Regions from separate parts of the Mus musculus genome. Here regions 1 and 2 are each linked to region 3. The links are chromatin loops, found by intact Hi-C in ENCODE. Cell type or tissue: left cerebral cortex. All regions are shown on one strand. Links, peaks and the distances in the headings refer to the core of each region. The heading gives the core; the rest is flanking DNA.

Region 1 (10,739 bases), core at 1,423-9,422, 96 kb after region 3:
TGCATGTGAGAGTCGTATCACTAGAATGAGGTGTTTAGGAGAGACAGTGAATGTTCCAAGGCTGTACCTGACTTCTCCAGATGAGTGATTTAAAGTGGAGCATGCATACCTAAAGTCCTCAAGCATCCTGTCAGTGACTTCACTTTAATTCTTTTCACTTGCTGGGAAGTTTCAGATATAATTATCAAATCAATGATGGGCAAAGTATAATTAGATGTGGAAAAGATAGCCTTATTGAGTACTAATAGCAAATAGCTCAAGGATGTCAGGAGGGAAGTCTAATTCTTATCTAAGAAAGGCAATGCCAGGCATGAGAATGGCCACAAGTATTTACAGGTTGTGGAGAAAACCTGGCTGGCATCATTCCCATTGGTTTGGAGATGAGTGAACTCACTGTCATCCTTTTTATTCCAGGTGGCACTAGAGCAAGAGAGCCTTGAACCATTGCATTGTTGTGGGGAGCGGGTGTGGCGGCAGTCCCAAAGGCGCCAGGGACTGCAGCTAAGTCATATGACTTGCACCTGACTTCCTCATATAAGACACAAACATCTTGAGTGCTGCGCAGGTGTACCAGGATACAGGTGAATCCAATTTGGTGGAGATTTGCCCCTGCTGCCCTGATTAGCTGAAGCCTCACGACTGGCGAGGGGGCGTGGCCTGCGGTGCGTGGATGAGAGAGAGTATAAAAGGAGTGAGAGGATTATTATTCGAGGGAGGATTACTATTAGGGGGGAGATATAAAAACAAGGGAGATATGAACAAGGGAGATATAGAGAAAGAAGAAACAGGACTGAATAAATGTGTGCAGAAGGATCCTGTAGCAGCGTCGTTCTTCCTGGCCAGTTGAGCGCGCGCAAGACATTGTAAGATTGAGATCTCATATCCAGGCTATCGAGAGCAGAAGGAGATTAGGCAAACCAGTTAGAAGTAGGTTCTCTTGGTGCGTAATCCAAGTTTATATTATCCATACATCAAAGGCCTGGGATAGCTGATCATAATAAGCTCTAGTTAGAGCATTTGACCTGGCAGATGTGGGGATAAGAAGAATAAACTAGTAGGTCCAAGGCTCACCAACAGAAAACAATAGGAATGGCTGTCATTGACTGAATAGTGAAAGCAAGGAAACAGAATAAATGGTAATAGAGGTGCTGTAGAAAGGACACCTCGACCAATTTCCTTCAATAACATATTTCCATTAAGATCCTCTTCTTAAAATTTAGTGATTCTTTGCTCTCAAACTAAAGAGTAGCTCCTGAAACTATTTAGCAACCAGGGCAGAGGCATTTTAGCTGGAATGATTGAATGAACACATATCAACTTGGTGTCTATTCTACCTGAAGGTGAGGCCTAGGAGACAACAAGGACATAGTCATAACTGTTCTCATCATCATGGTGTCAGACCCCACCTCTCACACTGTTCCTGCATTGATCAGAACCACCTCTGGATTCTCTTTCCTCCAATAGTAGTGTTGCTGAGTTAGCGATCACACTGACCTATACAGTGTTGCTGAGTGAGTAAGAGATCATGCTGACTTATGCACCGTTGCATTCTCCAAGCCAACACCTCAAATGAACCTATGGGCATGAAGAAACTAGAGGTAGAAACTATGTTCACCAAGAATGATTTAATATGAAAGTAGTAAAATAGATTTCAGCACACAGTTCTTCTGAGATTATTGTTGGCTCTCTTCTTGGTAAAATTACTTGTTCACCTGTAACTGCGTTCTCTTTTAGGCACCTGCCAGCCAATCTTATGATTTCAGGAGGCTATTACTTGAAGTGTCCCTTAGGTCCATAACATCAAAGCCATCCTGTCCCTTTCATGATCTCATTTATGAAGCACAACCCATGTCTGATTCATTTTCTGTGATGTGATGTGTCATTAATAGATTCCTGTTGCTCATCGCTCCCGGGTCCATCATCTGTGAGCTATTGAAGTGCCCTCAAGCTCCCCTGGTTGCTGAATTCACCTTTCTTGTCAGTCACTGCTGGTACTACTTATCTGGCCCATTTAATCGCCAGACATGTCTAAGGTCTTTACCTATTCTTACAGGTGGAAATCCTGGGAAATTCTGTAACCACTGTGGAGCCACAGGGAAAATAAAAGAGATGCTAACATCGTGGAAAGTGAACAGAGCAGAGTCAGTAGTTTGTCTAATTTCCATGAGAAGAGTATTCACATAAGTCATAAGAGTATTCACATAAGACAAAAGTAAGAACATGCAAGCCAAAGTGGAATTAATGGTATCAATTTAAAAATGCGACCCCATAGGAAGATTAGCAATCTCAATTACCCTGGACCCCTTAGATCTCTCAGACAGTGAGTCACCAACTAACCAGGCAGCATATACTAGCTGGTCTGAGGGCCCTGATACATATACAGCAGAGGAATGCCTGATCTGGCCTCAGTGAGAGAAGACAAAATTAACCCTAGAGAGACTTGAGACCCCAGGGAGTGGGGAAGTCGGGTGGGCTGGGGTGGGCAGACATTATCTTGGAGACGTGGGTAGGGTGGAGGAATGGGATGAAGAACTGTCATCAGAAGGCTGACTGAGGGGGGGGGCATAACAACTGGACTGTAAAAAAATGATGATGATTGATGATGACTGAAAAATAGAGAATGAGAGACCAGTACAGGAACAGGAAGACAAAAAGATACCAGGAAGATTAAAGCAACTTCGTTGTACAATAGTTTTGAAACAGAATAGAACATTTTAGAACATATCCTGAGGCAAAACAAAACAAAAGCAACAACAGCAACAAAAACAGAAAAAAAGGCAAAAGGTATCTGAGGAACATTCAAGACATTGTTGAAGTTCATCCAGTGAGTTCAGCATGCTAAGTTCACTGTAATTGCAGGAGACATGCCTCAGGTTGATTTAGACATTCTGCCACTCCTGTCTTCTGTTTATCTTCTATGTACACAGGATGTGGCCATGTAAAACATGGATGTGATAATAGGCTTGGGGCAGAGCCCGGCCATAGTTCTTTTCTTCTTGTGTTTTCTGGATTTGCTGTTGTTTCTAGATCAAGCACTTTTGGACATCGTTGGACTGATAAGGGTGTGATTCAAATTCAACAGAAACATTAGGGTGGGTGCTGAAATATTATTAAAAGTAGAGGGAAGGATGAGGTTCTGTCATTTCCAGGAAAATAGAGGTATTTGGATAAGCATACTAAGCAAACCAAGAGTCTAAAAATGACAAATATCCCATGTTTTCTCTTATTTATGAATAAATGTATATCTCCCCTCTCTCTTTCTCTTTCTCAATGTGTGTCTGTGTGTGTGTGTATGTGTGTGTGTGTGTGTGTGTGTGTGTGTGTGTGTATGTGTGTGTGTGTGTAATAAAGAGAAGAAGCTCAGAGGAATCCTGCATATGCATGCAAGCCTGCTTGTTAGTGTTGAGAAGGGGCAGAATAAGCATCAGGTGGGCTTAGCTTGCTGCAAGCAGGAGGGAAAGAGAGAAGAGGGAGAGGGGAGGGAGAGAGAGAGAGACAGAGACCAACATATAGATAGATAGATGATAGATAGATAGATAGATAGATAGATAGATAGATAGATAGTCAGAGAGAGAGAGAGACAGAGAGAGACAGAGACAGAGAAAGACAGAGACAGAGACAGAGACAGAGACACAGGTACAGATGACATGAAATGTAATAAACTATCTAGGAGAACAGAGAAGACCAATGAGAGGTTAAAAAAAAACCAGTGGAATGTGGGGTAGAATATTCTCAAAATATATTATACATTTGGGTGATAGTGACATTATGTAACCAATATAATAAAAATAAAATTTTCATTTAAAATATAAGACAAGAAGATAAAAGTATATTTTTGTGATAGGGATTCATCTGTCCTTTTCTCTTATAATCTTATCCAAACAACAGGGCACAAATCTTAATGACAATTTTTATATTTCTTTGATAACAGTTTTATAAAGTCTTCCTTTCCACAAAACCCAAACATTTGGCTCAGCAGGTAGGAACATGCACTGTCATTGCAGAGAACCTGAGTTTTGTTTCCAGCATCCACAGTATGTGGCTCATGGTCACCTGTAGTTTCAGGTCCTGGGATCCAATGCCTTTGCAAGGACTTGTACTTATGCATGTATTCCCATATCCAGGTACACATATATACAAATAATTAAAAATAAAATCAATCTTTAAGAAAAAAATTCCCCGAAATTTGCTTGTCATTAGAACCAGTGACATCAAACAATGGTTATGAGAAAAGAATCCTGGCTTCAGGTATTGAGTTTTATGGCTTTGCAAGCTGTGCCTAGGGGCGTAGGGTGCCCATAACCAGTACCATGGAGGCTCCACACAGGACATGGCTTGTTCTCACATGTTTTTTAGTGAAGTTCCCCAGTGCCGAATGGAGCACTTAAAAGATGGGTGCCTTGGTAACTGCTCAGCAGATATGTGTTACCCTGATTTCCTAAAGAGGGCACAAGTTGAACCCAACCCTTGCTCTTCCTGTTTCTCTGCATCAACTTCAGTCCCAAGAGCTGCAGGCTTGTAGACATATGCAGGAATTTTTTGTACTTCTCATTATGCATGATAAATATCATTGTGATGCATAGTTTCTGCACAACGTTGGTACCGTGGTTGCATCTTCTCTATTGTTGAGAGAGAAGTCCAGACCTCTCTTTGGAAGCTCTCTTTCATTAGAATATCTCAGAAGACCTGAAGAACTTACAAAACTTGCACCTTCTTTTAAATACTTATATTGAAGCATATAAATCTTAATGTTTTGATATAGCCTAATATGTCACAGCCTGGCCTCAAACTCATTAAGCACAATGACCGTAGACTTCTGATCTGCCTTCTTGATGTAGAATTTCAGGCATGTCCCATCATGCCTGGTTTTATGTAGCACTGCAGATCAAATCCAGAGTTTTCTGTGTACTAGGCATTCTGCCAACTGAGCTATGTCCCCAGGCCCTTAACCACCCCCCTTTTTAAATAAAAAAATCAAATTAGAAACTATAAAAGGAATAACCCTTATTAAATCAGGAAAATTTTATTTTGCAGCATGCACAGGAAGAACATACAAATTCAAAATGGAGTGATGAGATGTCTTCCTGAGTCTCACTGTATTTCCATTTGACTGTGCAAACAACCTGTGATTCTTCTGGGATGGCTGAGGCCTTGGTAAAGCTGAAGCCCAAGCCTATACTGAGACCTCCCGTCCTTGCCCTCCTCTCCTACTTCTCTCAATCTCAACATGAGTGAAGATTGTGATTCTCATGTCAAGAAGAGACTGTACTAATGCTGATATTGTCTTCACAGGGCAAGAAGCTGAAGAGACAATCAGCTCATGATTTAAGTTCATACTTTAAGTAACTCATCTGTTGAATGTTAATCTAATGATGAGAATACCCTGATACTTGCCACCTTGCTGTCTCTAGACTGACATTTTCTCCATCCTGTACTCTAATAAGGAAGACATATATCAAATGATATCTTAAAATCTCCTTTATCCCTGATATCTCATATTTGGAGCAAAAGTATGCCATGATCAGAGATTTTCCCAGTGGGACCTCCTGACTATCAGTGCTAAAGCTACATAGGAACTTACTAAGAACTCACAGTTAATTGAATCATAAAGTCTGGGCTAGGACCCAGCAATCTGTATGTTAACAAGTCCTCTGGGGAATACAGATGCATGCCCCAGTTGGCGAAGCTCTGGTGTGGATCAATGGGCAATACCCCTTTCCAAGGAACAGCTGAGTCAGTTAACCCCTGGGAACCTCAGTCTCTTTATGTGCACAAATTGAATAGTTATACTCTTTAAAATGATTATCATGAGTTTTAAATGCCACATGAACACCTAAGACACAGTAGGTGCTCAGTAAATGCTAGCCAAAATTAAAAGACCAGGAAGCTTAAAAAGTATAATACAAAAAAAGAAAAAAGGATGAGCCATAGACTTCATTTTTTCCTTATATAACATCTTTAGCATTATATAATGTGCAATTTGCATGCAAAACATCCCACCCCAGGGCATCATAGAAGCCTTGAAAAATCCAATATTATGCAGACTGCCAGAGCTGGCTGCTAAACCAGGCTTAGAAACTAATTTTCCCTCTTTAAGGAGGTGACATTTGCACATTCAACACAGCAGCAATAAATTTAGGCTTTCTTACCACCCCCTGCTGTACACGGGGTTATTCTTTTTATCAATAGTGGAGTTATTTTTCTTGCAGTATCTGGAGCTGTTTTCCAGCCTCTCTTGCTCCTTCCATCCGTACTGTAGTTATCAGCAAACAGCTCATTAGAAAAACAACAACAAAAACCTAAAACAATTTTAATGGAAGAAATGTGATTTGAGCATTTAATTAAACTCCAAAATTACACTTTCCACTAATAATTGGGAATGCACTCCATGTCAATTAAAAACGGATTAACAGCAAAGGCTTGAAAATTTGGACTTAAACGTAGCCTGCATTTTGAAGATGTTTTTATTCTCAGAGTATACCAAGGGAACTACTCAGAGGAAACAAAGAAATGCTTCTTCTTCCTTGGAATTTTCTCAAAATTTAGAAAGCTTTTTCTTCCTCGCAGGTGGGTTAGTGCCAACGTTGACAGCCTATCTGTCACGTTCATGGATGTACAGGTATGTAAGCCACTGTAAACAAGAAAGCAGATTCCTGGGTGCTGAAATGATGGATCATGGGGCTAAAATTCAAATAAGAGCTTGAGAGATGGCTCACTGATTAAAGCACTCATCGTACAATAAAGAAGACCCGAGGAGTCTCACGAATGACCTATGGGTTTGGTGGCATGTCTGTAATTCCAGTCTTAGAAGAAAGCTGGCTAGGATGACAAGCCATATTGATGAGCTCTGGGTTCGAGTGAGAGACCTGGTATCAAAAGAATGACATGGAAGAGCAATGGAGGAGGATTTCTGATGTCACCTCTAGCCTTTACATTCATCTGCAAGCATGTAAACAACCATTTACAGTGCACCCATGCACATTGCCAACTTGCATGTACAATACACAGAAGACTTAAAAATAAAAATAACGATAAACTAAAGTCTGGTGTTTCTGGACAGATGCTGAATTAAAACCTGGGTCAATTGAACACAGGGACCATTTGTTCTTAATTAAGCACTGAGAATTTTTGAAGCCCACAAAAGCCAAGATGAGAAAAAAATCCCACTTTTGGGAAGCCATCACTCAGCAAACACTTGCAGAAGAAGAAATCATCACCAGGCTTGGGTCTCCTATTTTGAGCAAGTGCTTTCTTAGGAGCTCTGCCTGGGGATGTGGTTGCATCCAGACCACGGTGGGTTTTTTTGCTGTTGGCGCTGTTGAACCTATTAAACTGAAGATGCAAACTCATGAATTTGAAGTGTCAATGTGCTCCCACTCTTGGCTCTGCTATGGCTCCTGGAGTGTGGCTGGCAATCCCGTTTCTGCTATTCTTGGCTTTACTGACTCTCTCCTACGTGAAATCTCTAGAGGAACCTAGTGTTCTAGCACATTGTAAATGAAGGCAAGAGAGCATTTAACAGCACCTAGGACTCAAATAACTTTGTCTTTTGTGTATAAGCAGAGCTTTGGGAGGGAGGATAAAAGACAGGAGAGAGCCAAGGTCTCTAGCTTATTCAGAATATCCTAGGGGAAAATCATCTGGTAAATGGCAATCATTTGAGAGAGACATAAAAATGTTATCTTTCTTCTCCATGGAAATCTCCATGGCTATGCCTCTTGGGCAACTGTGAGCTCTTCTCTAGTTTCTTTGTCTCTATCTCTGTCTTATGGACTTCACCTCTGATTGGCTGACTTTTCTCTTCTCTTCTCTTCTCTTCTCTTCTCGTCTCGTCTCGTCTCTTCTCTTCTCTTCTCTTCTCTTCTCTTCTCTTCTCTTCTCTTCTCTTCTCTTCTCTTCTCTTCTCTTCTCTTCTCTTCTCCTCTCCTCTCCTCTCTTCTCTTTTCTTTTCTTCTTTTCTTTTTGTATTTCTAGTTCTAGTTCTGTATGTCTGCCTCTGCCTCATCTCTCCCTGCCTGATTCTGTTTCTCTGCTTTTATTTTTCTCTCTCAGATTCTATGTGTTTCTTTTTTCCCCCTTCTTCTCAGGCTTAGGCAGTCTATGTCTCCATCTTTGTCATTTGATGACTCTATGGCTCTTATTGTCTCTTTCGTGCTGACTTTCTTCCTGTTCTCTGACTCCCTTACTTTCCTGCCCCTTCTCTCATTCTTCGGATTTTTATTTTACTTCTTTTAATTGCCATAAGATTCATAAGACTAGTTAGATAATTGTCATCTAGGTTCTAGGATACTGGGAAAAAAGGAATATTGTCCAAAAAGCAATTATGATCCAGGATGATGACATCCTGTGGGATCTCTAAACATGCCTGCCATCCTATCCCTCTTAGTACTTGACCACTCGATAGCTACGCACTTGCACCCCAGAATATGAGAAAAAAAGCTAAAAGAAGGTTCACAGCCTATCACATATGCTCCCCTTTTCTCTTCTATAAAGAAATTGAGAACCAGATAGGAAGAGGAAAGGAGCACAAAGATAACTTGCTTCAGAGTAAAGATTGATATTAGCAATTTTTAAGTTAAAGGTGAAAGTGCAAAGATGTATTTGATGTAGCATTTATCAAACTGTGTATTATTCAACAAATATTTAATAAAGCTTTCTCTCTGACCTACTATGGTTCCAGTTAGTATATGATGTCCACAATGCATACTCAGAGATTCACAACCTGTCTGATGAAGCTGTGTGTCTTTGTGTTGGGGAATGTGTATTGTTTGGTTTGGAAATGATTCCCAAAGTGCCATATGACAGAGGATAATGTCTCTACCTTGTCACTATCGAGAGGTAGTGGAATCTTTCTTAGACAGAATCTAGTGGGAGAAAGTTAGACCTCTGTGGCCAAGCTTTGAAGAGTAATGGGTCCCTGGTTCATAATTTTCCTCTGACTTTCACTCCTGGCCATCATAGTATGAGTAGTGCCTTGTAGTGGGCTCCAGATAATGATGTACTTTCTTACCACAGATCTAAAAGCAACAGGGCCAACGAGTCATGGGCTAAAACCTTTAAGTCTAGAAACCAAATTAACTCTTTGTCCTTCTTAAGATGCTTATATGAGATATTTTATAATAGTAATTTAAGAAAAGCTGATGAACATAGGGGTATAGAACTGATTTGTATATGATGGATATAAAATTGTCAGTTTACATGACCACGTTTCTTTGAATACATCAATGAGATTCTCAGCAATAAAGAGAGTTTGAAAAATAGTTGGCTACAGTAGTTTTAGGGCTTCAGTTAGAAGTTAAGAATTTTCTGACTTTCAATCTAGGCTTTAAGATATTCCATTTGAATATCATTTAGGACCACTTGGCACACCTTTGTGGAATCAGTTTCATAACAGATCTGGCCAGGGAGATAATGGAAAAGTGGGCTCTAAGAGGTACCATATTCTTAATGATTGCATATTCTAGAGATATATATGGGCCTATGTCTATTAAACCTTTCCTTTAGCTTATGGGAAAATGAGCCAGAGGAGTTCCTATGTAGAACTGTGTATCTGGGGACAAACAGTAAAGAACTCACCCTTCTTAACATCTTGGTGATGCTCTCTGCTCCTTTATCTGCTTAGTCAGTATGATGCTAGTTCACAAGAGTCAGTCTTTTTCCTGTGGGAGGGAATTTCTCCCACATGAGGGGAGACTGATCACTGTCTGGGCCAGCTTTGAAATGTGTGCATTTTCCATGGTGGGTGTGAGGCAATGCCATCATTCTGGGCAACTTTTGCAGCAGTGAGTGTGGAAAAAAGGTCTCAAGTATTAACAATTGTTTGTACACCTCCAAAGCTTGGCTCTATTTGTCAAGTTAAACAAGTACTATGTCTGTACTGTAAAAACTCTGCTAGTCTGACTCTTCCCAGGAGGGCATGGCAGAAGTAGACAAGTCGGTGGTGGAAAGATGGGAGAAGAAAAGCTGAATAGTTTGTGTGCTTTGAAGGGAGGTGGAGCAGGAGCTGCAAAGGTCATTGCTGTTCTTGCTCCTTGGGTAATGGTGAGTTGCACTGTTCATCAATAGAGCCAGGAACCAGTGCAACTAGTGGGCCTATGACTTCTTCTTTTAATAAAACTGACCATAGTGTGATTTGCTGACTCCAAGAGCTGCATCCTCACTCAGAAAGAAGAGCAGTACCTTTAGAGTAAAGACACAACTGTCATGTCCCACTGCATTTTCTTCTCACCCTTGACCTATCTGCTAATCTCGCTAGATGGTTGGTTCAAGCACAAGAATGGATGACTCTATTCAACTGCAGCTGTCCCCCAAAGGGTTGTGTGACAGAGGGTCTATAGCTTATCAAAATGTTGAATTGTTTAACTTTGGCCAGGGATTAATTTCCTTTAGAATATTTTGGTTGGACAAAAATTAAATCATCTTACGTCTCAAAAGAAGATGTCATTGTTGATGTGGTGTGGTCAGAGGTCTGCCCACTGCTAAGTGACTTAGATGAGTGGGCACCACTATGATGAGAAAGAATGTGGTGAGGAAATGGAACAGAAAGAGAAGCAGGTAGTACACTGTGAGGAGAGGTGGAACTGGAGACACAAAGGTGGTAAGGGAGAGCCTGATGTGAGGAGCCTGCCCTGCTTTCTGAGGCCATGGTGATGTCCAGGCCCATGTTGCTTCAGAGGACCATGTCTGCATCTGTGACCTTGCAGCAGCAGGAGGTACATGTAGATGATAGTGGCCCATGT
Region 2 (10,739 bases), core at 1,738-9,737, 240 kb after region 3:
TGCTGCAAAGCAGGCCAAAAACTTGCCTCATATGGATTTATTAACATTGATTTTCTCTTATATATTTTCCTTTTCATTAGATTGTACTTTAATTTATCTATTTAAGTTCAATATTAAGGGATTGCATAAAAAGTCTTTATGCAAATATTTTGGCTGAACAAGAAAATGAACCAGCACAAATGCATTACTGAAAAAATGAAATATTTACCAAATATCTAAGAGACAAATAGAAAGAGCTAATGTTTACTGGAAACTCACTAAATTCCAAGCGTGCAGTGCATGTTCATTATTAATTCATTTACCTCCCTATCTATTGTTGAAGGGGAGGAGCAATGACATTTTGTAGTGTGGTAATTGGAGCTCATGGAAATTATGTAATCTGTGCAAGAGTTGTGAGCTCTGTGTGCTTGCAGAGCAGGAATCAGAGTATGGAAATCTAGGTCGTCTGATCGCTACTGTTTCTGTTTTCAAGGGTTTGTACTTCTACTCATGATCCCTGTTCAAGCAGCATGCATAAAGATGTATCTGCTTTTTTCTTTTGCCTTGTTTTCAATAAGTAAAGAGGCATACAGGGACTGTTTAAAGCACATTGAATCCCGAATGAAACAAGCAACTTGTTTCCATCAGCTTCCAAATGCTGACACCATTGCATACACTAGCAAGATTTTGCTGAAAGGACCCAGATAGAGCTGTCTCTTGTGAGACTATACCGGGGCCTAGCAAACACAGAAGTGGATACTCACAGTCAGCTATTGGATGGACCACAGGGCCCCCAATGAAGGAGCTAGAGTAAGTACCCAAGGAGCTAAACGGATCTGCAATCCTATAGGTGGAACAACAATATGAACTACCCAATACCCCCCTGGAGTTCGTGTCTCTAGCTGCATATGAATCAGAAAATGGCCTAGTCGGCCATCAGTGGAAAGAGAGACCCATTAGTCATGCAAACTTTATATGCCTCAGTACAGGAGAACAACAGGGCCAAGAAGTGGGAATGGGTGGGTGGGGGAGTTGGTGGGGGAGCGTGTAGGGGACTTTTGGGATAGCATTGGAAATGTAAGTGAAATAAATCCCCAATAAAAAAAATAATAAAAAAAGAAAATTCTTACAACACTAAATCGACTCACCAGACTCTATTTATATGTCAATGTATATATGTATTAATAATCAAATAAAAAGATACCATGAATTTGAGAGGGAGTGAGTGGGGACAGGAAGGTTTGGTGTGAAAGGACACAGGGTGGATTGAGGAGAGGACAGGGAAGAGATGAAATTCTGTCTTAATTAAAGATTTTGAAGTTATTAAGAAATATCCATGACCTTCTCAGAAAGTCTAATATAACACTTGTGAGGATCCTGGGCACAACCCATTTGATGGACCAATAGAAACAAATCAATTTGGGGGCACAGTTGCAGCAGACCTGTCCTCATGTTAAAATAATAAGAGACAGAAAATTGGTGGAGTTTGGACTGAAGGTAAAGGTGGGCTGAAGAATAGCAGGAATAATCAAGACACCCTGAGAAAGAAAGGTAAGTTAGTCAATACTATTGTGTGCTTCAGAAAGACTGAGCACTGACTAAATCTATTTGACTCCACATAGTTTCATAGTTTGTTGAAAACCCTGACTCTTCCCTTGGTGGTTTTATGATCGCAGGAAAGTGGCATTAACCTCTTGGTTTCTCTATGTCTAAGATAAAGATAACCTCTGAGGGTTAATTGCCCAATCTATGAAGAATGTCATAGAATTTTACCTAGTACACAATAGTCATCCTTCATTATAACTGTCACTTCAAATGCTGTTTCACATTCAGTGATCACAACACTTTATAAGGTTGGTTCAGCATTTATCTCCATTTTATAAATGGGAAAATGACACTTAAGGGTGTTGGGATCTAGGTCAAGTGCTCATGTGTGAAAACAAAGAAGATAGGAAAGAAATAGGAAGGGGGAAATAAGGGAAGGGAAGGGAAGGGGAGAGGAGGGGAGGGGAGGGGAGGGGAGGAGAGGAGAGGAGAGGAGAGGAGAGGAGAGGAGAGGAGAGGAGAGGAGAGGAGAGGAGAGGAGAGGAGAGGAGAGGAGAGGAGAGGGAAAGCTAAGAGCAGGTTTGACTTAGCTCTGTCTTATTCTAAAGCCTTGGTTTTCCCTCCTTTCCTGGTTTAATATATTATACTATTCTAAAGCACAGAAGTTAATATATTTAGCTAAAATTCTCAGAAAAAAAAAAAACTGAATCTACCTTCAGAGTGTTTGTTAGATATGCCCCCTAAGGTACTTAATGCAATAAAAGAAAATGAGTAAATAAACAAGTCTGATTTGTGTTACCATGAAATGACCATAGCTAAGAATCTGTCCCTAACAGTCACTCACTCCATCATACCACCATGGTGACTCTATGGTGCCACCTGGGTAAATAAATGGGCCTTATAGGTAACCACACACACTGAGAAACACCACGGCCCTACTGAGAGTAGTGGGCAGTTTAGATCACAAAGAGATTCTGGGCGTTTATAGCAGGGGACATGATGTATAAGGTGAGCAAAAACAAGTGGAGGAAGAGTGAGAACTCAAGTGATGAGTGAGCTACCCAATATGGTCGTGCATGCATGCACATGAACACACACGTGCACATACACATACATGCACACACACACATATATACTCACCTATGCACACACATGCACTCACACAAACAAGGACACAGTCATGTACACAAATGGAGAAAATATAAACCTCAGCTTGTAAATTGTTGACAAAGAAGAGAAGCCATTGAAACCAAGAGGATTCCCCCAGAGAAAAAACAATCTGAAGTATTGTTTCATCTGGGAACTTGAAGTTCCTTCCATAAATCATGAAGTAGCAAGCCTTTGAGTTTCATATTATGTACCAGCAACCCAGGCCATTCCAATGTTTTAAACAGCATCCAATTTGGTAAGAGGTGAGGTGTGGTTGGTAGGACTTGATGGGTAGTTAGATATTGCAGCAGTGGGGTCCTTGTAAGATGATGCTACTATCACATATAGGCCTCACAGAGGTGAGTTTTGATTCAGATTTCTGACTTTTGAGAAGACCCTGCTCATCTCTCGGTCCCTCTACCTTCTGCTACTCGAGGCTGCAGAAGCAAGGTTCTTAAAAACCAGGTACTGACATTTTGACTTTAAATTTCTCAACCTTCTGAACTATGAAAATAAACAAATCTCCGTTCCTTATAGACTAAACTACCATATCTCAGGCAGTTTGTCATAGCATCAAAATAAATGCTAATTCTTTCTTTCTTGTTCATCCGGACAACCTATTGGTACAGTCCCTGGTGGGAAATGTGTTTACCTTTGAAGATGCTCCAGGCCTGTGTACTTTCTGCTGAGCTAAACTAACTGAACTTACATTCCCCATGAGAAGTCAGAACAGTTGTTCTGAACAAGATGAGCTCACTTGTAATTGGTGGAAATACAATGAAACAAAATGTGATTTATGAGTCACAGGAATATGCCATAAACACTGTTTTTATTCTCCCAAACATTATAAGACTTTTAGCTCTGATTTTTCTAAGTATTAGTTTATTGCAGATATTAATGGAGAAAGTGATTAACATTGAATTTCCTAAAATGCTTTGGTCCATGAAAAAAGACTTGTAGCACAATTTTGCTTATTTAATATATGTGGATGACTAAGTCCAGGGAAAAGTTCAAAGAAACCCTTGTCTACCTTTTCAGATTAAAGAGTTTAAAGAACCAGAGGAGTGACTGGTGCAAATTTTTAAACCTTCAATTAAACTTTTACCAGCTGTGATAGAGATGTGGATTCACAATGAAGAACACATAGTTCAACATGGCTGATTTACTGGAGGAAGCACAGGTATTCAGGAGGAAGCTGGAGTTGTATATTGAACAGGAGGTTAAGTTGAGACACTACTTAATTTTCATTGCTTATTACCCTATAGCCAATGAAGTCCCATGGCAATGAATTGTCTGTCAGTGCAGTAGAAATTAAAGCCTACTTTAAGAAACAATTCATGGAGCTGGTAGGCATGAATCATACCTTATATTTTTGTGTCTGCCTTAGATGCCACATTTTTTGCATTTGTTTCAGTCATTTAGCATCTGCCCATCCTGAATTAGAACATTTCCAAGACCTGACTGAAACAAATACACAGTGCAATGGCCAAGAAGAAGAGTTGCAAAGATGTCTAGCAATCTGTGACTCTGTGAACAAATTCTAGACTGTTGGATCTCTTGGACTCTTTGAGTTGAACTCCTTCCCACAAAATGACAGAAATAAGTGAAATGAATACAACTACTTTCCATGATACACATTTTGGGTCAAAATGGAGCTAGTTCTTCAGAGAATCTATGATATTCAGGCCCAGTCACCATTAGTCCATGACTACTATTCAGTTTTATCATCATGCTCTTCTAAGAATGAAGTTGATTGGATTTATCTAAAATGTTTTTGTATTATTGCTACCAAAAATATTTATTGAAGTGGGACTGATTGAAATGGAAACTTCACACCATAAGGGCCCATATTCCCAGGACAAAAGATCTGACAGTGAGGATATAATGATTATCTGTGGCAAAGCCCTATGATTTATTGAACTTCGAAGACATCTGACCATTGCTCCTATGGACACTAGTGAAGCTACTCTCTCCAGAGCATTCTGACTGACAACTCTTGGAAATCTTTGAGCACCCACATGATGTACTGAGTTATGTTCATTCTTTACATCACACTCTCTTCTGAGTGCTGCACTAAGACAAGGTAGATAAAAAAAGATTAGAAAAGCAGATCATACTGACTGGTCAACATAGGGAACAGAATGAGAAGAGAGGCAACACTCTAAACAGTTATTGACTAGGGTAAGCTATACTTATTGACAACTAAGACATGTGGGAAGTGAGAATTCCTCCCTTACAGCTACAAAGAAAGAAATAAAGGGGAAGGAAAGAAAAGAAAAGAAAAGAAAAGAAGAGGAGAGGAGAGGAGAGGAGAGGAGAGGAGAGGAGAGGAGGAAGAGAAAAGAAAAAGGAAGAGAAAAGAAAAGAAAAGAAAAGAAAAGAAAAGAAAAGAAGAAGAGGAGGAGGAGGAGGAAGAAGAAGAAGAAGAAGAAGAAGAAGAAGAAGAAGAAGAAGAAGAAGAAGAAGAAGAAGAAGAAGAAGAAGAAGAAGAAGAAGAAGAAGAACAACCACCCTAGGAACCAAGCAAGAGTGGAAGACAAATCAGAAACGACCTGACTACTCAGTTGACAAAGCGCTCACAAAGGCCAGGCCTCTTCACTGGCCTGCACTATCTCACCAGTTGCTTCCATTATCTGGTTAGTTTTATTTTCCTGTCCTTCTCTTCCTCAAACCAGTGACATTTAAAACTTCCAACAAAACCGGACAAGATAATAAAGTCTATCTATCATTTCTAGTTCTAGGATACATTATCTCAATATAGCTATAATTATTTGATAGCTCCAAGGTCGTCAGGCAGAAAGGAAGTCTGTGACCATCATTTGGAATCCATCCCATGTATATGACAATTGCTGAAGCTGTTTTATCTTTCCAGACAGTTAATATGGAGAAAATCACTAAGAACTTAGAATTACTTTAAAGAAATTACCAAATATTCATTGTCTAACTAACATGTAGAAATGTGTTTGACCTCAAAAAGAATAAAATGAAGTTCAATTATTTCGTGTATTTTTAAAATATATTCATGAGTACAAGATAAGAGCACAGATGGTAGTTAGGACTGTCTGATAAGATATCTAAGCAATGTACAAAGGCATGGAAAGGAACTGAAAAATAATTCCTGCTAGGAAAAATCTTGCCTGATGAAAGGTATATTTAAGTTAGTATACTGTAGTTTATGGAGTACTAAAAGGGCCTTGCTAGTTTCTTAACTGTAAACAGTTTCTGAACTGTGAAAGAAGAGTCAGATCAGATGATATCTTAGATACCATCCTGGATAAGGAAGTTGCCCTGGTTTGTTTTCTGTTGCTGTGATAAGCATCATTACAAAAAGAAAAAAGAAAAAAGAAGCAAAAAAGAAATTAACTGAAAATATGAAGAAATGTTTGACACATATCATTCTTCCACAAAATTCAATATTTGTGAAAATATTTTTTCCAAATTGTTAGAGGGGGAAGTAAAATTTTTACTCAAACAAGTAATAAAATTAGCTGCAGGTTGGTAATAAATGAAGCAGATTATAGTAGAACAGCACTTCAGGTTTTGCATCCAATTTTGTACTGAAAATATAGATGGTACTCATATAAATTAATTAACATTTCATAATGCTAATGAAAGTGGGTTTTCCTTTTTTTAAGCTGAGATTCAGCATTCTACTGCTGGAATTATTTACTACTTAAGTCCTACGGGTTTCCTAGAAAAGTGCCTATAATAACCTTAAGAGACCTCTAGAGGGCACTCCTCAAAACAGATCTAGGTCAAGTAGGGAGGAAGCAGCCAGCAGGAGGCAATTTTCTTTACAGATGTATAGAGATTGAAGATTTTTGTTTAGAGACACTTAATACCCAGCTTGCTTTTCCAAATGGCAAATTAACCTTAATAAATAATAAGACATGATTTGTAATATTCTAAATCTCTTGGGGCTTACATATCATCTCTGTAGTGCCAAATGCCACCAGCTCCTTCTAAATCCATTCAGCTTGGGTCCAGTACAAGACATGATGTTGAATCTAGAGGGAGCTGCGCAAGAATTGCACAATAGTTTGAGTCCCTCTAAATCACTTCTAGGGGGTGTTTATAAAATGTCAGCATGGAATGAAGCTGAAAACTAATAAAAGCATATTTGACATTTTATAGCTCATAACAGTTAGCACATATTTCCACGCACATTACCTTAATGAAACCTTAAAACAGGCACAAGTCTCATTTTATTGTCATTTACATTGATGGGATGACTGAGTCTAAGGACTAGAGGTAATGAAGCACATTCAGATTTAGTTCTCCGATTTCAGTCTCAATGACCTTTCCATCATATCATCCCTGCTTCTGATTACCCACGCAATCAAGTGAAAATCAGTAACCTTTCCATCGATGTTTCTCAGAGGATAAAGTCATGGGCTCTGAAGGAGGAAGAAGCAACGTGATCTTAGCTAATAAGTCATGGTCTTGGAAGCTAACCAGTGAATGGAAGAAGGGAGCTAGGTGGGAGTTGGCATAATCATTTCCCAAAGAGCTCCCCCACAGCATGCGAACTACACAGGTGCCAGGACACAGAGGTCACATTATACATACTGATTTTCATGGTTCATAAATCAAAATAAGACGAAACAATCTAAAAGCTGCGAAACTACTTACTTCTACTGTAGCTACTAGTTGTAATGGGTAAGAGGTGAGTCTCAAGACAAAGGAAGAAACCACAATGGAGGGACAGAAGAGGTAGTGTGGAAGATGAGGTCTGCTGGATAATGGGCTTGGCTCCAGTTGAACTGCTTTTACTTTAGTGATCTAGTTTATTCTACGCCCCCCTCCCCATTGGATCTTAAGGATTCAGTGCTCCGGATTAACACTGTCTACCACTAAAATAAAAAAGAAGAGATAGAAATTTTCATCAAACCATTAACTTTTGTTTTCTCTACTGATCCAGTGATACCTGACAGCTAATTTAGCTGGGAAAATAGAAACGTTAACTAAGGCATGCTTCCCTATTTGGAAATAAGGGTAGGTTAATTGGGCTGCTTATTAGTTTTGTTTTGTTTAAGAAACAAAACTACTAATGTGTGTGCGTATGTGCGTCTGTGTACATGAAGAAATTATTAAAAGGCATTAATGTGCACTTATGTAGGCTAACTCAGAAGAGCTATTGATGTGGCCGTGTTGAATCCAAAGATAGAAGAGAACTGACTGCATCCGTACAAAGACAATCCGACATAGGGCAGGAAATTTTCTTTCTCTACCTTCTATTCCATTCAATGCTGCAATTCAGTGATGTCCTCCAGCAGTAAGGATGGCAGTCTATTTTAATCTGTGTATTCAAATGTTGATCTTCTTCTGAAATAGTACCACAGATATTTAATCAAATACCCAGGTGATTTGTGTGTACTCAAACTGGCACAGGAAAATAACCATTGTGTATTGTTTCTGTTTCTGCAAAATTCCTATGGGTAGTAAAGAATTAAGCAACAAAATCGACAGAAAGCCAGAGGAGGCAGGAAGAATCCCTGAATGCAGATGTTATCACCTTGGAGATCTTGAGATGCCAATGGCCTCGACCTTGTTCAGAGAACAAGGCTTATGGGAAAGACTGTTTGAGGTGTTTGTTTCTATCTCTTTCTCACTACATGTTTTGAAAATGTGTGCCTCCGTTTTTGTTAATAACATTGAGATAATATAGTACCTGTTTGTGGGTTACTATGTACTTGAAAAGAGTTAGATCCCTTATGATTTATTAAAAATTAGAATCCTCAACACATTTTATTATTTTTATGGAAGAATGTCTTTGAGGTTAAGGCATTCTGTGAAGCATAAGAAACTGTATCAATATAAGATTGCACAGAATCTTGTAATTTTAGGGCAAGAGTACCTCTTCGGGATGGCTTGAAAAAAAATATGAGCTTCTGGGCATATTTTAGTGTAAAAACTGCAAGTGAAAATCCTACCCATATTCTTTATTTATCTCTGTAAGTTTCCATTCCTAAGGGAGAAGAAATTTTTTCTTTTAAATTCACCTACCCTCAAGGTCCATTATTTAGCACACTCTCTAAGTCTACAGTGTTCCAGGCACTAACATACATTTAGCTCGAGTTCTTGCCCCGAGTAAGGGTGTTTGAGTAGCAGGCAGGGGGTTATTACATTTCCTGGCTTTTATACTGCTTTTCACGAAGAAATGGGAAGTAGAAAGCCAGACAAAGTAAAAAGTCATCAAGAATGGCTGCCAAGTTGAGAATGGATTTCCTTAGCCCTGCATCTGTGTGTGAAACCATAGGGTTTTAACATGCATTTTTCTTTTGGATGGGATGATGTGAAAGTGATATATTGCTATGTTCCCCACCCCACCCCACCCCCCGTCGCCACCCCCTTGTATTGCACTTGACAGAGGGATTTGGGGGAAGAAAATTCAGATTACTGTGCTCCGCTGATCAACTGAGCAAAGTTCCTACCTTCTCCCAGATACCCGGTGTTAATCAGGAATAACCTGATTCCTGATCCTCTTGTATTGGCTTGAGAGTCCCCAAGTAGTCAGAGCACATTTTGTAAAGGCTCTTCAAACTGTCTTCCTGGATCCTCCTGTGGTCTCTAAGTGGCTGTCCCCAGGGGTTCTGTGTGGGATGGGGGAACTCTTCTGTTCATTGTTGTCTTTTACTTTTTTCCAGGCTTGCACCAGGCATGGCACATTGGCAAATCCCTAGCAAATGTTTGTCAATGAACCTGGGAGGTATTCATTATCAACTTAGCAGTATATGGCTTGGCAATTTCTGGAGTCAGACATGCTACTGTTGAGTCATGAGGTCTTGCTTGGATTGGCAATTTCTATTCCAGTAAAGTTACTTTTTACTTCAATGCTCTGAGAAAGTTCTGATTAGAATGAATAAATGACTGATTTTTAAAAATTTAAAGACCATTGGAAATGTAGACTACAAACTGCCACTTAGTTAACCATTGATAATAATTATAGACTATTACATTCTAGCTAATATTTTATACACCTTTTATAATAGGAAATCTAAGTAATTTAAGATCTTACTCCAATATGTAAAGAATCAACATTGTCATACAAACCTGTAATCTCAGTGATTAAAGAAGTAAAGGGCAAGGATTATAAGTTCAAGGTTGTCTTCGGGTCAAGGCTAACCTGGAATACATGAGATCCAGTCTCAAAAAAAGAGTTCAGCTAATGCCATGATGGTTAATATCTTTTAAGTATAGTATTACAACTATTCTGATAAAAATAAGGTAAAATAAGTAAAGCTTTCAGTTTTGATTCAGTGGTAGAAAACTGAAGTATCACTTCATTAGATACATACAAATTATGTAGCTTATCAGGTTGTTTTAATACTGACTCTACATAAACCACCAGAGTTACCTTGATAAAGAACTGTGAAACATCAATTGTCTTTTTTCCCCATTAAAAAAAAATGTGCCAATGATAATATCTATCTCAGAGGTCTTTTTCTGATGAGAACTATGCCATCCATAATAAATGCTGTCCCTTGCTGCAGATATCTGTGACTACTCAGTAAATTGCAATGACTATTAATTACTACCTCAATAACAAAACTACCCTTGTTACCTCCTGCTCAGTGTCTGAGGTGCTGCAGACAGCAAAACATCAGAAGGCTGATGTCATTCCCAGGACTTACATAGATACTTGTCAGTGTAGACTTGTGGTGGTTTGAATAAAATGGCCCAATAGACTCTTAAGGAGTGGCACTATTAGAGGTGTGGCCTTGATGGAGTAGGTGTGGCCTTATTGGAGGAAGTGTATTACAGAGTGTGGGGTCTGAGATTTCAGAAGCTCAAGGCAGGCCCTGGGTCATTCTCTCTCCCTGATGCCTGTGGAGCCATATGCAGAATGTTCAGCTCCTCTTCAGCACTGTGACTTCCAGTGTGCTGCCACACTTTCCTGACAATGGACACTAAATCTCTGAACTCTAATCCAATCCCAGTTAAACACTTTATAAGAGTTACTGAGGTCACAGCATCTTTTCACAGCAATAAAACCATAACTAAGAGAAGGCTTGATCTACATGCACATTCATATGTAAATTTATTTATATGGCTGTATATCTATA
Region 3 (10,739 bases), core at 1,419-9,418:
TATATATTTTAGGCCCTATTTTCTCTCCTTTATTCTGAATGCATGAGCATGATTTTCACTGAGAGCTGGGAATGTCTGGACTTGGCTCTAAAATAAAAACAACTGCAGATAATTGTGGGCTCAGTGTCAGGGTGAGGATGGCTGTGTTCTGTTGAGAACAGGGCAGGCAGTGTGGAGCAGTGAGTGGCTACTTCAAAGTAGTCAGAAGTGGTCCACTCTTACCAATATGGGTATCACCAGAGCTTTTTGAACCATCTAAGGGACATGCTGGTGTAGGAAGAACCCCAGGACCTGTCTCCTCTTCTCCTCCTCCTCCTCCTTCTCTTCCTCCTCCTCCTCCCCCTTCTTCTTCCTTCTTCTCCCTTCCCCTTCTCCCTTCTCTCTTCCTTCTCTCTTCCTTCTCTCTCTCTCTCTCTCTCTCTCTCTCTCTCTCTCTCTCTCTCTCTCTCTCTCTCTCTCCTTCCCCTATACAGCTGTGGCCTAGTTCACTTTTATACAGTAGGTTTCAACTTACAATTTTACTATATACTAAAACAAACAGAAAAATCCACGATGGTTTTATGTAAAAAGAAAGTTTATGAATCATTAGCCTTGCTGATCTCTGAGGCTCTTCCAAGTGAGCCTCTTGTCCTGCTGCCTGCTCAATTCTTTCATAGCCATTAGAAAATGTCAGTACCAGTACCTTGCTCTGGATCCATTGCAGGGTTTCTATAGTTTGTCTAAACATCAAGATTTTTGTTATCTAGTTTCCTCATGCATTGTTTACTCCTAATGACAAGGCACAACAGACTGGCTTAGCACAAAGAAAAGTGTCCTATTTTCAGTCATGGTTTGTGTTCAAGGCTTAGGGTCTGCACTTGGGAACTTCTTCTTGATAGCAGCACCCTTAGGTGACTCAGGACGTCATATGTCAAGAGGAACAGGGGAGTGACCCAGTGTTTCCCCATTTTCATAGAGAGCCAAAGAAAGTCAGTCACTCAATCGTGAGGCATTACTCTGATGATCTGATCTAATTTTAATTATTCCCAGAAGGCCCTATCTCTCAATACCATCTTCTAACTACCTCCCATGGGTTTTAATTTGAATATGAGCACTCAGTGGAGATCAGGCTACAAAGAAGGAATGAGAGAGTCTCTATCTTAATGCAATTTGCTGTTTATAGAAAGGTCCAGGAAATAAATACTTAAATCAAATCTGGAGAATGCATGTTCATACAGAAAAGTGAAATTCTGTGAAGTATACATCAATGATGATAATAACAAAATGGATGCTATTTATGTCTAGGATAACATCATCAGTCAATTAGGCTGAGGTAAATAGCTCACACAAAATCCATCAAACTTGCACCACAATTCTGTACATATGTTCTCTAGAGTGGAGAAATGGCCTACCCAAGGTTGCCTAGCATATAGAGGAAGAATGTGGGATATGTATTCCTTATTCACTGAGCCACAGTGATATTTTAATGATTCATATCCCTCTGGGTGCTCTGCAGAGCTGCAGAGACTGGGAAATGTAGGAGCACATGCTGAGAAAAGAAATTTTCTTAAGAATTGCACCTGCTTAAGGTATGGCCCTGTGTATATACATGTGCATGCACATACACACATATATACACAAACATTAATAAACTGTAATAGGTAGAAATTATTGAGCAGTCATGCACATAGACAGATGATGGTACAGGCTATGCCATCCTGACATGAGAATAAAGTTTCTTATTCTTCCTCTGGGACTCTTTCTCGTGTGTGTGTGTGTGTGTGTGTGTGTGTGTGTGTGTGTGTGTGTGTTCCGGTGCAAGCCAGAATAAGGAGTCAGGACCCTTAGAGTTGGAGTTACAGGCATTTGTACAACCCTGATTGCTACGTGGGTGCTGGCATCTGAACCCTGGTTCTCATGATTGTGTTACAAGCACTCTCAACCCATGAACCATCTCTCCATTTCCTTTCTCAAGGATTCTTTCTTCACACAACTTTCACTGCATGAACTTGGTTACAGTTTCATAAAGTCAAAGCTAGCTGAACCAGTGCTGCCTGGTCTTGAATTGCATTACTCTGCAGGTACCTTGATCCACCAAACTTGTATTTCAAACTTTAGAGGTCCTATTTCTTTCCATCAGTAGATGAAGGGAAAAATTTCTCAAGGCATTCATAATCCCTTCTCATTGTTTGGAATTGGTACTCTCTTCAAAGATTTTTAGCAGCCATTCCCAGTAGTCTTCTAATTTTAGCAGCCATTCTCAGTAGTCTTCTAATTTTACCAACTCTGAGTAGCAAGAGATCTCTCAGGTCGATAGAGATGTTGCTGCTGTTAAAGCATTTGAAATACCTATATAGCTACAGTACTGACTGGATACTCTAGACATGCTTATAACTGTGGGATGCTAGACACTACTGGTGAACTCTGAGGAGTCTGACACCTCCTCTCAGATGATGTCTTTAACAGTTCCATCCAGAGTTCTCCAGTTGTTCCCATTGTTAACTTCAGCACTCTTCTTCCATTTCAAGCTACTAGATCAGCTAAGTCTAAGTTTATCTAGAGAACCTAGACACATGAGTTAGGGATCTCTCTCTCTCTCTCTCTCTCTCTCTCTCTCTCTCTCTCTCTCTCTCTCTCTCTCTCTCTCTCTCTGTGTGTGTGTGTGTGTGTGCTCATATACCAGGACAGGAGAGTTTGATTTACAAAAACTGCTGCTTATGATCCTTCATCACCACATATTTTTATTTATTCTATCTCTTCAATGCATGATCCTCTGTCCTTTGAACTATCGCCAACACTTTATCCTAGGCAATATAAGACAACAATTTTGAGGATAGAGTCAGGTGAGTTCTCAGTTCATATTGCCTGTAAGACCTTAACGATGTTTCACAGACAGACAATAGCTTTAGGGACACCCCATGCTCCAGTTGTCAGGGGCAGGGGGGGGGACCTACATAAAGATTGTGCAGCACAGCTCCTATATATATATACACAGGAACTTGGTCTAGCCTGTATATGTTCTGTGGTGGGTGGCGCGTGGCTTAGTTCCTGAAAACTTAGAAATTTTAAATATGGTGTTGAGCAGTATACTGGCATGACTGAAATACACTTTTTGCATAAGTGGGTGACATGAATGAAGAAACCTTCAGTTGACGACAACTGATGAACAAGATTTAGAAGATATGTGTCCTCATTCTTTTGAATAGCTTGATAGGAAGAAGAGAGTTCCGAGAATCTTCGAGTCTTTAGTTATTCAAATTTGAAGGAACCTTTTCTTTTATACCCCTTCCAGGGATAGAATGAAGACATTGCCATAGTTCCTACAGAACTGTAGACCTGGCATTGTGTACTATAAGAATCAAAGAGAGGCTGTCCCTCTGTTGTAAATCTCCCTTTGTGGTGAAGCAGGGTACTATGAAGGCAGAACACTAAGGAAAACAAATTTTTTTTCTGGGGGAAAGTGGATGTGGAGTCTTTGCCACTTCTGATAGATGATTTTCCTACTCTGGGACTCAGATGAGACTAAAAGACCATCATGATCACTTATTTTTTTTATGCAAAAGAGAAGCTGTTTCTGCAACCAGAGTGTCCAATGTGTGAAATAAAAGATACTGTTGAGAAGGAAGCCTGCTGGTAATAATAAAATAAACACATATTTTACAGTGCTATTTTGGAAAACCATATCTGCTATTCTCTTTCTCATATTGAAGGACTTATATTGTACTGGTAATCTCTGCCTTCTTTTCTCTCATGTTTTCAAGAACATAAAAGCTATGATTCCTGTTGGCCTGCTACTGATGCCTCCAGATTATGTTCTCAGTCTCTGAGTCTGAAAATCCTTTCATGATCTTCAGCCAGGGAACTGAGAACAGCACACATGACAACTGGTGCTAATCTGCCTTTCTTGAAAGGAACTCGGAATGAGACCTTCTTTGTAGTTGTTTATAGACTTTCATATGGCCACTCGGGGAAGAAATATGTTAATCTACCAGCTTGCTAAGTCTGCCATAATACCTATCCACATGGGAGGTAATTTTAATTGTAAAATTTACCCTCTTCCAGATATGGGGGCTAGTTATTAGCAGGACTATGATCTCTTTCCAAGCACCAGAGAGATATCTCTCTATGTTCCTTTTCTATTTTCTGATGGTTGCCTACCAACCTTAGTACATCTTGCAGATGTGTCACTCTAACATCTGTCTTCAATGCCACACAATGTTCTCCCATATGTCTTTATGCATGCATTTATAAACAACTTTTTCCCTTCTTACAAGAAGGAATGACATCTAGAATTACTCCTTTTTTAAATATGGTCCCATTAGTAATGGAGTTTAAGAACTGAAAGTATCTCTCTGAGAGACAAATCCACTGTATTTTATGACAAATAATGGAAGTATCTCATAGTTTTATTCTCCATAGACGGCCATACTATATGTTAGTTAATTGAATATTACTCCAAATTATATTTGCCACAATGCAATACTTCGCATGCAGAACCTGGGCCCAAGGGCAGGACATTCAGGCAGTGAGTCTTAGTTACCAAGATACTTTACGCTGTGGCTGGTGTCTTCTTTGTCTGTGGTAGATGACTCCTGTCATCCTGCAGTTCTCTGCAGTTGGTAGGCTGCCTGCTAAGTGCCTCTCACTTGTTGTGTTTTACTTTGGTCTTACAGGTCTTGGTAGCAGTTCATAGTGGCTTATTAACTCCATTCTCCTCCAGTGGTCATGTCATCGACTTCTCATTGGAAGAAATGAGAAGAATGTTTGTCTTCTTATTGCCAGGTAGATGTCTAGATTTTCATGTTTCTTATGTGTTTGTATTATTGTTTGATTATTTTCTTGGGCTCTTATACCATTACCACTCTTCCAAACCTTATTCCACCTTAATTACTTCCAACACCCCACCCCAATCACTAGGTAGGAAAGAAGACTAGAGTGGGAAGTGGTTATAGAACTCTATAGTATACTTTCTGATGATTAGGGTCATTGGGTTCCTTGGGGGCAAGTCCAACTATTGTCATCAGAATATCCAGCTATCGAGCAAATCAGAAACCAGCAATCCAGCAATAGGAAATGTGTTGTTCATTTCCAGAGAAGGATATGGTGTCTGGAATGTCATCCTTTAGAGGTCTTGACTTTTTATGCATAATGAGACATTGCCCCTGGTGCCAATACCTTTATCTATTCAGCAATAAGGCAATGGTACTACGTGTGGATAACATTATAGCCTCTTGAGGGAGCTCAAGGCCTTTTACCACCGTCTGCATCTACTCTGCAAAGACAGAAGCAATCTGTGAAATTAAGGATTAAATGACAGATATATACAGAAAAAAAAAAACTACATGCAAGATATATGGGAATATTTAATGGGAAAGAAAAAAAGAAAGGCTCTGATTTTTTTCTTGCAAGGAGAATAGTTCATCTTTAAAGAGTTCATCTTTAAAGGGCCAGAGAATGGCGTTTTTCCTATTTGTCAAGCAGATATCTACAGGAATGAGGGATGAGAGGCAGTTGAAGTCAGTTCTCTCCTGGTTTGGCACAGTGACAAGAGAGGAGTTTTGATCTGTTCTTTTCTATTTCTTGGAGTGGGAAAATCTGAGATGCAGAGTTCAAGCTTAAAGTCATAGCATTAATGAGAATCCTTATGGCTAGTCTGCCCCTGTGTCACAAATTCTTCCAGGACTTGTATGAATTTGATGGGACCAAGGTCCTTATCAACTCTTAGCCCTATGAGAATACAAAACAGAGGCATGAAAACATGCAAAAAGAAATCAGTCCACTTTGCCACAGACTGCAGCTTCTCAGAAACTGAGCTTCTCCAGCTACAATGTAAACATTATACCCAGCTAACAAGCTATCAGGAGATTCATAAGAACACTGGGATAGAAATACCTAGCCTGCTGCACACACATGTGCACACACACACACACACACACACACACTGTGTAGTTGTTCATCAGGTGTTGGGTACAATAACAGGCATGGGTCTGGGTACCTAATGATATCGGCTGCTGTTAATGAGCTCTATGTGACAAGATGATTAATACTGTGTTATTTCATTCCTTCACTTCAGCAGTTTCACTAGGTGTATCCCGTATTCTCCAAATGCTGTCACAGATGTCAGAGAGGCTGAGGGACATTCTGGGCTCACACAGCTAGTAGATGTTTGAGCTGGAATTTGAATGTATGATGGTCTGCTATGCTATGGCAATGCTTTTCATCTCCAGAGTCCATCAGTGCCAAATTCTAGCTCCTTTATGGAAGCTACCATTGAACCTTGCGTGCTATGTGTCCCATAGGGGGATGGGGTCTGGACTGAGGATATGGTGGTAGCCAGCCTTAGAGCATTGCTAGATGCATGCCTTTGCTGCAAACACCAGCTGTTGAATTGTTCTCTCCTCCATGGACGCAGAAGACACTGATGTATTTGAGTGCCACTTTTTAATCAAGGAGACTATCCATCTCCTGTTGTCATTTGATCTTTCTTGAAACAACAGTCACAAATCTCCAGGCAACACAGACGTGATGCAGGCAAAATGAAAGAGGAGGTGGTAGCATCTTGCTCTCATTAAGGGTTGAGGAGAAAACACACAGCTCTGCCTCAAGTGTTTGGGGAATGTGTTATTTTTAGAAAAGAACATTTTGTGATTTTAGTTGTTTGATTTCTGAGAAGGCTCTCCTTTTAACTTTTTCTTTTCAGTACATTGCAGGATCAAAAAGGAAGGATAGACTGAGTAAAAACAATCAATCAACAAACACAGATTGAGACCCTTGTGTGTGCAAGCACAGAGGTAGAAACAGAAAGTGCTTAGGCTTTGTCCTTGCGCTCTCGGGTGCTTCGGACTTACTAAGAAAGACTGCCATTCTGTGTATGTATACAACCCAGATAAAGCGGTTGGATTCACAGCAAGAATAATATCCAGAAACGTAACAACTGTAGAACCTTGAAAAATGGATGGAGTTGTTTATTCATTTGTCCTTCCAATGAGTATGCATTGAACATCTTCTCTGTGTGTAGCAGAAAAGAGAAAAAGGAAGGTAAATAAGACCTTGCTCCTACTCTTGAAAAGTTTGTATAGCAGTGACAGACAGAATCATAAACCAAGAATGCCATGAGGCACAGAACTGAAATTTGTATAGGTATTATGTGTCCTTAGTGATTGAGCAAAAATAGCCAATCAACAAACACATATTGAAGCTCTTCTGTGTGTAGAGCGCAGATGTAAAAACAGAAAGTGGTTAGGTTTTCTCTTTGCTCTCTTGGGTGCTGAAGTGGAAGACACAATATGGTTCACGTGCCCCCCACAGGATCAGGGTTTGGATGCTGGTACATTTTTTGGAACATGTGTAGTTTTGGATATAAGATTTGGCTGGTACAATTAGGGCCATAGGGGTGGGGCTTAAGAGTTCCAGGCTGCCGGGCGTGGTGGCGCACGCCTTTAATCCCAGCACTTGGGAGGCAGAGGCAGGCGGATTTCTGAGTTCGAGGCCAGCCTGGTCTACAGAGTGAGTTCCAGGACAGCCAGGGCTACACAGAGAAACCCTGTCTCGAAAAATAAATAAATAAATAAATAAATAAATAAATAAATAAATAAATAAATGGCAGACTCTGAATTGGTCAGTCTAAATTCCAAAAAAAAAAAAAAGAGTTCCAGGCTGCTTCCTTTTCTATTTCCTAGCTATCTGCTGTGGTGGGAGCAGGCTGTACCACATGTTCTAGCCACTATGGACTTCATCATGCTTTTGCTACCTTGGTGGGCTTTATGCTCTCAAACTTTCTGCCAAAATCCTTCTTTCTCTATTTCTCTCAGGTATTCAGTCTTAGCAATGAGAAAGCACAAGTATGATTTGAGTTACTATAATAATTCAGAGAAAAAAATGAGCCTTTCCAGCCCTAATCTAGCTACTGAGGACTTCTCAGAAAAAGTGACTCCTGTGGGAGTTAGCATTGAGGGGCTGGAATGAGTCTGGAGAATATAGCTCTCCAAGGAAGGAAAGAGATTTGGAGCCAAGTTCTATGTGACTGGAAGATGGGGTATTTGTGCAGTTTGGGGGTCACCAAGAAGGAGGGCCAAGGTTCTACAGCAGCTCAGAAAACCCTCTTCAACAGCCTGTGGGAGTCTGAAGGGTTTTAGGCATCTCCAAACTAAGCAGGCCAGATGGTTGGTGTGCAGGAATACAAGGGACTCGGGCTGATGTGGAAGAGCAGTGGAGGGGATTTTTTTTTTGTTGTTGTTGCAGGGGTGAGGGTTTGCCAAGGCTTAAATCAGAGCTAAGATAGGAGATATAAAGAGTCAGGACAGTTAAACAGACTTAAGAGCAGGTGTTCTCAGGGTAAGAAGAAATGAAATGATATTGTTGGTGTGGATTGGGATACTGGGAAGAGGTAGAAAGCTAGGGATGGAGAGAAAGAACTTCATAAAAACTGTGAAAGGGGTGGAGATGGTGGCATTCATCATAGAGATACAGTTCACAAGATGAGGAGGTACTGGAGGCAAAGTAGAAGAAGGCTTTATGAGCAAGGACAACTGGCATTGTTGAGGATTGGAGCAGAGTTAACCATTTATAATTAAGCACACATGCAAGGAATTATGTCTCCATCCAATGAACATTATTTGAGTCACTGTCACACCCAGGTATTAGGCTACAGTCTGACATGAAACCCCCATAAAGGACATGTTGAAGAAATCCTATAGTATGTGAGGTTATGTAACATAACAACTGAAGAGTCCGGTTGCTAGGAGCAAATAATCCAGGAGAATGAATGATGAGAGATGGTTTCCTGGAAAGGTGTCATCAACCCTGCAACCAGAGCATCATGAAAACCCAGATGTATGAAAAGCATGAAAAAGAGCAAGGGGTGGATCCCTTGGTGATGTCTGAGAGTCACTTAGAGGACCAGAGAAGCTTGACTGTAACCAGAAGAGACTGGCAGCAGCTACAGACAGGGAGTGGTAGTTGGGGGTTTTATAGGTCTTTTAAAGCAGTTCAGAACACATCATATCTCCAAAGGGAAACCAGGAAAGTAAGGATGGAGGCATATGGCCTGACATGTTTACCAAGACAACTGTGCCTGCTCTGTGGAACAGGCATGTAAGTTTTCAGGAGTTTAAATGGGTAAGTGATGACAACTGATAGTTCATGTTGTCAGGGCTCACTGGACCCTCTTGGAGTTACCTGGGAGTAGAGGGGACTGGTATGATCAACAGAGGCTTCCTGGAGGGGAGGCCATCTGAACGTAGCCTTAAAGGGGTGAGCTTTTAGGAAAATTGCAGAATGGAAATGCCAGTAGAGGTGACTCTCAGTGGGTCTGTGAAGGGAGGAACAATCTGGGAGCATTTTCCAAAATCACTTCACTAAAAAGCCGGGCCAAAGCAGCTTTTAATTTAGAGCCTTTTATGGGCTAGAACACGGTTCAGAAGAAATCAAGGACACTGGCAGGTGAAAAGTGCTTAAATCAGAAAGACATCACAGTTAGGGAAAAGGGAGCAACCATCTCTTGCTTTATGGCAGGGACATTAACTGGACACTTCAGAGACTGGGGCATATAAATGAAGAGAATTGGAGACTTCCTTTTGAACTCTGCTTTGTATCCAAACTGGAGCCATACTGTGCTCCATTCTGCACTTGGGGACTCAGGGAAAGTGCTGTTTTGCAGGGTATTAACAGTTGTTTTTCAGAATCTGCTGTTTGAAAGTTCTTTCAATGCTGAGAAGCAAAACATCCAGCCTCCACATTGACAACAAGGGTACCAATAACTAAACCATACTCCAGAGCCCCAAACACCTGGCAAGGCCACTCCATCCATCACTCAGCAGGTCTATTGTTAACAGAAATTTCCTTTCTTGTATTTGTCTTGGGTTTATACCTTTGAAATATATTTCTGCCTCCAGACTCTTGAATTTATGCACAGGTCAAGTGCAAAAACAATATGTTGCTGTGTAAACACAGCCCACAGGAAGATTTTTGGACTTTCCAAATTGAAAAAATTCCCTCCCTTTCATATGAAAGTACGTATTTCCTGTTTCTCTTAAAAATTCAAGTGACTCAACCACTCTGGCTCACACAGAACAACAAAAAGGTAAAGATGAGCGTGGGCCAGTCATCAGGTTTCTCTTCATTACACCTTAATGTCCATATTATCATTTTACTTCACTTTCTTGCTACTTGCCTGAGCCAGGATGCATCTAAATTAGAAGACATACAAGCATTGTTTTTCTAAGACACAAATATCTTTTCAGATTTTTCTTTAAAGTTCTTCATTAGCCTGCTAGCCTGGATGATCAAATTCTTTTAATCACCTTAGGCTTAAAGGATCTCTGTAATTTTATACCATTGTCTCTGTTATCTCTCCTGCCTTTGCCCTTCCTCCTTGTCTCCCTCCCTCCTTCCCTCCTCCTCTCCCTCCCTCCTTTCCTCCATCTTTCCTTTCCTCCTTCCTTTCTCCCTCCTTCCCTCCCTCCCTCCCTCCCTCTCTCCTTCCCTCCCTCCCTTCCATTCACCACTGAGCTAAATTTCTTGTGTTCTCCATGGGTCTTTCTAACCAGACCCTTCTCAGAAGCCATGTTAGAATGCTGTACCCAGTTGTATACTCTGTCCTCTGCACATGATAACTCTCCTCTTGAAGAAAAAATGCCACTTTCTTCTTCACCCACTCAAATATCTACCCTTCAGCTTCAGCTAGTATTAGTTCCTGTGACTGCTGCTTTCAGCTTACCTTATTCTCTGCATCCTTGCTGCCTTGGTATCAGCTCTGTTAT

The links. Hi-C counts contacts between places; a loop is a spot of excess contacts. Peaks named below come from ENCODE experiments on the same cell type or tissue, not always from the same donor. Only the 100,000 strongest peaks of a DNase experiment are listed, where the experiment ranks them.
Region 1: a loop joins it to region 3, with 2.3 times the contacts of the local background. A loop is called at or near these places in 3 of 42 quality-filtered maps.
Region 2: it touches region 3 in a loop (4-fold over the local background); 2 of 42 quality-filtered maps call a loop at or near these places.

The regions. Positions count from the first base shown.
Region 1 is chr5:42,264,818-42,275,556 of GRCm38, forward strand. No RefSeq gene overlaps it. Among named protein-coding and RNA genes, the nearest start is that of Gm16223, 200 kb to the left of the region's middle. In left cerebral cortex, for the core only: no CTCF peak of the experiment used is centred there; DNase peaks (open chromatin) are centred at 5,694, 6,056, 6,473 and 7,386; H3K27ac peaks cover 3,958 bases.
Region 2 is chr5:42,406,079-42,416,817 of GRCm38, forward strand. No RefSeq gene overlaps it. Among named protein-coding and RNA genes, the nearest start is that of Gm40295, 110 kb to the right of the region's middle. In left cerebral cortex, for the core only: a CTCF peak has its summit at 6,400 (motif pointing right); DNase peaks (open chromatin) are centred at 4,100 and 6,413.
Region 3 is chr5:42,169,090-42,179,828 of GRCm38, forward strand. All of the region lies in intron 1 of Gm16223 (predicted gene 16223), which reads left to right. Among named protein-coding and RNA genes, the nearest start is that of Gm16223, 110 kb to the left of the region's middle. In left cerebral cortex, for the core only: a CTCF peak has its summit at 5,201; DNase peaks (open chromatin) are centred at 3,023, 3,343, 5,206, 6,143 and 2 more places; H3K27ac peaks cover 1,068 bases.